2 separate regions of the Homo sapiens genome follow, and region 1 is linked to region 2. The links are chromatin loops, found by intact Hi-C in ENCODE. Cell type or tissue: PC-3. All regions are shown on one strand. Links, peaks and the distances in the headings refer to the core of each region. The heading gives the core; the rest is flanking DNA. Region 1 overlaps CREB5 (cAMP responsive element binding protein 5). Region 2 has its middle 100 kb from the start of TRIL.

What was found. Peaks named below come from ENCODE experiments on the same cell type or tissue, not always from the same donor. Only the 100,000 strongest peaks of a DNase experiment are listed, where the experiment ranks them.
Region 1: it touches region 2 in a loop (7-fold over the local background); 3 of 110 quality-filtered maps call a loop at or near these places.

The regions. Positions count from the first base shown.
Region 1 is chr7:28,727,964-28,730,883 of GRCh38, forward strand. The region is part of intron 7 of CREB5 (cAMP responsive element binding protein 5); the gene reads left to right. Among named protein-coding and RNA genes, the nearest start is that of TRIL, 230 kb to the right of the region's middle. In PC-3, for the core only: no CTCF peak of the experiment used is centred there; a DNase peak (open chromatin) is centred at 1,498; H3K4me3 peaks cover 340 bases; H3K27ac peaks cover 1,129 bases.
Region 2 is chr7:28,857,290-28,860,209 of GRCh38, forward strand. No RefSeq gene overlaps it. Among named protein-coding and RNA genes, the nearest start is that of TRIL, 100 kb to the right of the region's middle. In PC-3, for the core only: no CTCF peak of the experiment used is centred there; a DNase peak (open chromatin) is centred at 1,152; H3K27ac peaks cover 1,237 bases.

The DNA.
Region 1 (2,920 bases), core at 264-2,763, 130 kb before region 2:
GAGGCAGGATCTCACTCTGTCACCCTGGTTGGAGTGCAGTGGCATGACTATGGCTCACTGCAGCCTCGAATTCCTGGGCTGAAGCAATCCTTCCACCTCAGCCTCCTGAGTAGCTACGATTACAAGTGTGCACCTAGCTAGATTTTTTTATATTTTTGTCGAGACAGGATCTCACTATGTTGGCCAGACTGGTCTCAAATTCCTAGCCTCAGGAGATCTTCCTGCCTCAGTCTCCCAAAGTGTTGGGATTATAGGCATGAGCCGCCATGCCTGGCCTATTGTCCCCACTTTACAGCTGAGGCAACTGAGGCTACAAACGGTTAATAAAACTGGCCCAGTGACACAACACTTAGCAAAGACTAAAGTTTCAGACTCCAGTAACAAAGCTTTTGATCACAACATTGATCCTTTGGATAAAAATATCATATGGCTACCAGATAGATGTCAGTAACCAGCAGATTAAATCAGATTCCCTTGGGTTAATTTATATTTACATAAAAATGGGAGACAAGGATGGCAAGGATAGTTTATACCTCCAAATAACCTGGAAAAGATGTAGAGTGGTTAGCAGCATTCCTGCTTGGTTTAAACAGGACTCTGTAGCCTCACTAACTGGTACAGCTTCACTGTTCTTTATCCAAACACATTCTTGTCTTGACTTTTCTTATTTTACACGTGTGTCTCTCTCGATTGATTGAAAACTCCTTGAAGATGATCTTTGCATCGTGCAAGCTCCTTGTACTGAGAAAGGCCCCATGAATGAGAAATGAATTTGAGTTTGAGTTGAGTTGAATTAAAATAATGGGAAGGAACAAACCCTAGCAATGCTGATGAAGGTGGGGTGAAGTGGGATAAATCCAGATGAATTCTAAGCTAAGTAATCAGCCTATCAAGAGTAGTTGACTTCATTTGATTTCTTTGAAAAATACCTAAATCTGTCATTTTTTTTTTCCTGGAGAGAAAAGCAGTATGTCTGTTCCTTTGAAAATAGAAGTTGGAATGTCTTTGTCCTCCTTGGAGTTGAGCATCAGTACTAAATGCTATTTCTTCCATTGTGTTGGACTGGTCATGCTGTATTTTGATCATTTATTGTCAATACCTCGTCTATAGTTAGGTTTGCAATTTATTGAATAGATACCTAAGTACATGCATTAATGAATCAATGAAAGAAGCTAAAAGGATGAGAAAGACAAGGCATCTTAGAAATGGAGACTACTTAGTTAGAACCTTCTCCAATTCCTTCTTTTCACAAGTGAGGACACCGAGGCCCACTAAAGATTTAGGGAGATAAAGCCATATTTTAAACACAAAACTGGACCCTGAGCTTGGGCCTTCACATTTCTACCTAGAATTGTGATTTCTCTGTCAGCTGCACTGACACATTACTAACAGTGCTTCTGTCGGCTCGTGGTTTCCTCCGCACAGCCTGGCAGACAAGAACTAGGGAGGTATGGTGAGCAATCCGTGGTTGCATATCCACTTCGTTTTGAATGTCAACCTGGGTGTGTTTGTGTTTGCCTTTCCCCTCCCTAATTATCGAGCTGGATAACTGTTTGCCTACGGTGCCCCTTGGCCACCCACTGTCCAACAGATAAATCACAGAGGAGCCTGGCTCCAGATGGAGTTGCCTGGAAAGCTTATACACATGAAAAGACAGTCTCCAGGTAACATCTCTCTGGCACTCCTGAAAAATGCAGTTCTTCGATTTGCCTATTTGCTTTAATCATCCCCAGCTTCACTTCCTAAAAGTCCAGGAATAAAAAGCAATGAATGAATAGGCTGTCTGCTTCTCAGAAGCTTTGTGACTAGGAAAGAAGTGCTATTGACTTTAAAGAAGCTCTCATCAACTTTTGAATCATGCCAGCAGCCATGTGACCCTGTAGCCTGTGATCAAAACATGATGATGATGGGCTGAAGTAAGATGACCACGTTTCTCAGAATGCTCCTCCCTCATTGCTGTGAAAACCACTGTCCACCATGCAGATGAATAGGAATTACATAAGATTCCATGACAACAGCAGCAACAATAGCAATCTACAGTCTCACTTGTATGTATGCTGTGTCTCACCTTAAAAGCGATTTTCCTTCTTAAAACACCGTGGTAGAGAGTAGTTATTGCCAGCCTGAATCAAGCACTTATGTATGTGGTAGGAGCTATGTTAAGCATCTTGCAATATATTCTCAATTTTTAGAACAATTTGATGAGGTAGATATTCTTTTTTCTTTCTTTTTTTGTTTTTTGAGACATCCTGCTCTATCAACCAGACTAAAGTGCAGTGGAGGGACCATGGCTCACTGCAGCCTCAAACTTGCAGGCTCAAGTAATCCTCCCACGTACTAGGTGGTGCAGCTAGTAACTAGGACTGCAGATGCGCCACCACACCCAGATAATTTTTTTTTTTTTGAGACAGAGTCTCCCTATGTTGCTTAGGCTCATCTTGGAACTCCTGGGTTCAAGCAATCCTCACACTTCAACCTCCCAGACTGCTAGGATTACAGGCATGAGCCACCACGCTTGGCCCAGATAGTGTCCTTAATCTTATTTTACGAGTGAATAAACTGAAAGGTTGGGTATGTTGTAGAGCATGCAGTTGGTAAAATATGGTCTGGGATGTGAACCCAAGCACTGGGCTCCTGGTTCTAGCCCTTAATTGTAATGTTTAGCCAGCAGTAGGGATTGTTATCCTGTGAGTTTACATTAGTAGAGCACTTTACAAATTGCAAACTGCTTCCATGTACATCATATTGTTGGGGCTTCATAGCAACCCTGTAGGATCAACAGGGAAAGTTACTATGCTTGTTTTATAGACACAGAGAGGTTAAGTGACTTTTCCAGGATCACTCAGTGGTATAACCAGGACCTGAGCCCAGGTTTTCTTTGATTTTTGTCCTGTTTCTATTATATCATGCTATCCCTGGC
Region 2 (2,920 bases), core at 140-2,639:
CAAATACTGCAAAATCTCACTTATACGTACAATCTAAAAATGTTGAACTCACAAAAGTAGAAAGTAGAACGGTGGTTGTCAGAGACTGGGTGTGGGGGTGGAGAAGGAAGGGGAAGATGATAGTCAAAAGGTACAAAGTCCAGTTAGACAGGAGAAATAAGCTCTGGTGATCTATTGCACAGCATGGTGACTATAGCTCACAATAATGTATTGCACATTTCAAAATTGCTAAAAAATTGAAGTAGATTTTAAATGTTCTTGCCACAAAGAAAACATAAATATGTGGAGTGACATCCTGATTTAATCATTTCATGATATATACATGTATCATAGCATCACATTATACCCCATTGTACGAATATATACAATTCGTCTTTGTCAATTAAAACTAAAGACATTTTTTAAAGTGTCAGTGGTTTCTTGAAAGCTTTCTTTGACTCTCTCCACTGCTTCCCACACTCTTTCTGGGCTAGCTGGCAGGTGGATTTATCTTTGTTCCTTTCATATCCTAAGTTAATCCCTACCATTGCTCTTGGCACAATGTAGCATTTTCTTATTTAATAAGATATTTCAAACATACGTAAATATAACAAAATAACAAATACTCACATACCTACCACCCAAACTGAACAAAATTTTATGGTATTAATTTCAGTACATCTTTTTTTTTCTAAGATAGGGTCTTGCTCTGTTGCCCAGGCTGGAGTGCAGTGGTGTGATCATGGCTCACTTCAGCCTCAACCTCCCTGGCTCAAACAATCCTCTCACCTCAGCCTCTCAAGTAGCTGGGACTGCAGGTGCTTGCCACCATACTTGGCTAATTTTTATTTTTTCTTTTTTTGTAGAGATGAGGTCTCACTATATTGCCCAGGCTGGTCTCAAACTCCTGGGCTCAAGCAATCCTCCTGTCTCTGCCTCCCAAAGTGCTCAGTACATCTTTTTAAAAGAAATTCTCCATGATAAAAATAGGTGAGATCCCTATGTGATCCATCTTTCATTGAAGGTACTGCTGCCCAAATGTGTAGCTGATTTTCTTGCCTAAGCTCTTGCACTTGGCCACCAGCTCCTCAAGAAAACTTTCTCTCTTGCTCATCACTGAATGCCAGAACTTGCCAGATTACTTGGCACACAAAAGGACTGAGTAAACATTTGTTGAAAAACTGCATGAGTGAATAAATTCACAGTCATTCACTGTTCCTAAGAACCATTCTTCACCACATTAGAATGCAATATATGAGTTTATTGAGTATTAACTCACACGATCACAAGGTCCCACAATAGGCTGTCTGCAGGCTGAAGAGCAAGGAGAGCCAGTCTGAGTCCCAACGCTGAAGAACTTGAAGTCCGATGTTCAAGGGCAGGAAGCATCCACCACAGGAGAAAGACGTAGGCTGGGAGAATAGGCCAATCTCTCTTTTCACATTTTTCTGCCTGCTTATATTCTAGCTGTGCTGGCAGCTGATTAGATTGTGCCCACCCAGATTAAGGGTGGGTCTGCCTTTCCCAGCCCACTGACTCAAATGTCAATCTTCTTTGGCAACAGCTTCACAGACACACCCAGGATCAATACTTTGTATCCTTCAATCCAGTCAAGTTGACACTCAGTATTAACCATCACAGGCACGCTAGTTATGTTCGCCATCTTGATTTCACACCACAACCTCAGTATTTTTATTATTTCTATTTTACAGATGAAGAAAGTAACAATCATAGCAATCAGGTAACTTGCCCGAAGTTGTCAAATAGCTCATTATTGGTAGAGGAAGGATTCAAAAAGATCTTTTCTAATTTTTTTTCTGCTGAGTCAGTCTCCTTAATCTACCTTGACTGCCCCTGGAGAGGCACAACTGCCTTCCTCACCCAGCATTCTGAGAACTTTGGCTGTGAAGACAAATAGCCCCTGGGCCCTGCTTTTCCTAAAGCCCCACCGGTTCCCACCGTGACCATGATCCCGTGCCCTAACTAGACTGTCTCTCTTACAAAGCCCAGGATGATGAGAATTTCAAATACTCTTGAAGAAAGTGGCTGAAGCCTGACCTTCCTAGTGCTAAGACCTGAGGCTTTAGCTGTCAACCCTGCTTCTGTTTGGGGTCATTTGCTGACACTTGCCATTAACTCCTTCCTGTACGGCTGCCAGAGACTCAGAAAGGTGGAATCACTCTTGCCTGTGCCCACCACACCCTCTTTGGCCATAGAAATTACTCCTCCCCAATCCTCCTTAGCTTCTGTTCCTCCCTGCCTTCTCACACCAGATAGCTTTTTCCCTGAATGTCTTTCTTCTTTTACTGGATCAACACAGTACCATTACACCAAAAATATGGAAGACTTAACAACCAAAGTTATACTACTGCTTTTTATAGGGTGAATAATTTAATTCCATGTTAATTAAAAAATATATGTATATACCTTTATATAGCCATGCTTAGAACAAACACTGGAAGCACATACATCAAATTTAGCAGTGGTTATCCAGAGGTGGTAACAGCATGTGTGATTTATCTCATTTTAGGCTTTCATGTGTTTTACACTGCTGCCTCTTTTATCTCCTTCTGCTCTTTTAAAGCAAGCAAAGGAGGAAAATACACATCGATATTTACTCTGAGTACTGATTTCTGTATGGGTATAATTCACACACTTTCAACAATATTGTTTGAGCAACAGGATTCTACTGTGGGAGAAGCCAAATGCATCATTTTAGAATCACAGAACACTATGGTTTGAAGAGATCTTGGAGATCACCTAATCCAGGGATGCTGCCATGTCAAAAAAAACTCAAACTTGAAATATGCGGCACTGTCTCAGTGGTTAGGTAATGGACAGGGAGGAGATTAATGTCAAATTTTGCAAAAATCGTAATCCATACTATGCAGTCTGTGGCCTGCCATAATATAGCAAACCATGGTGTAGGAGGTCGCAGGAG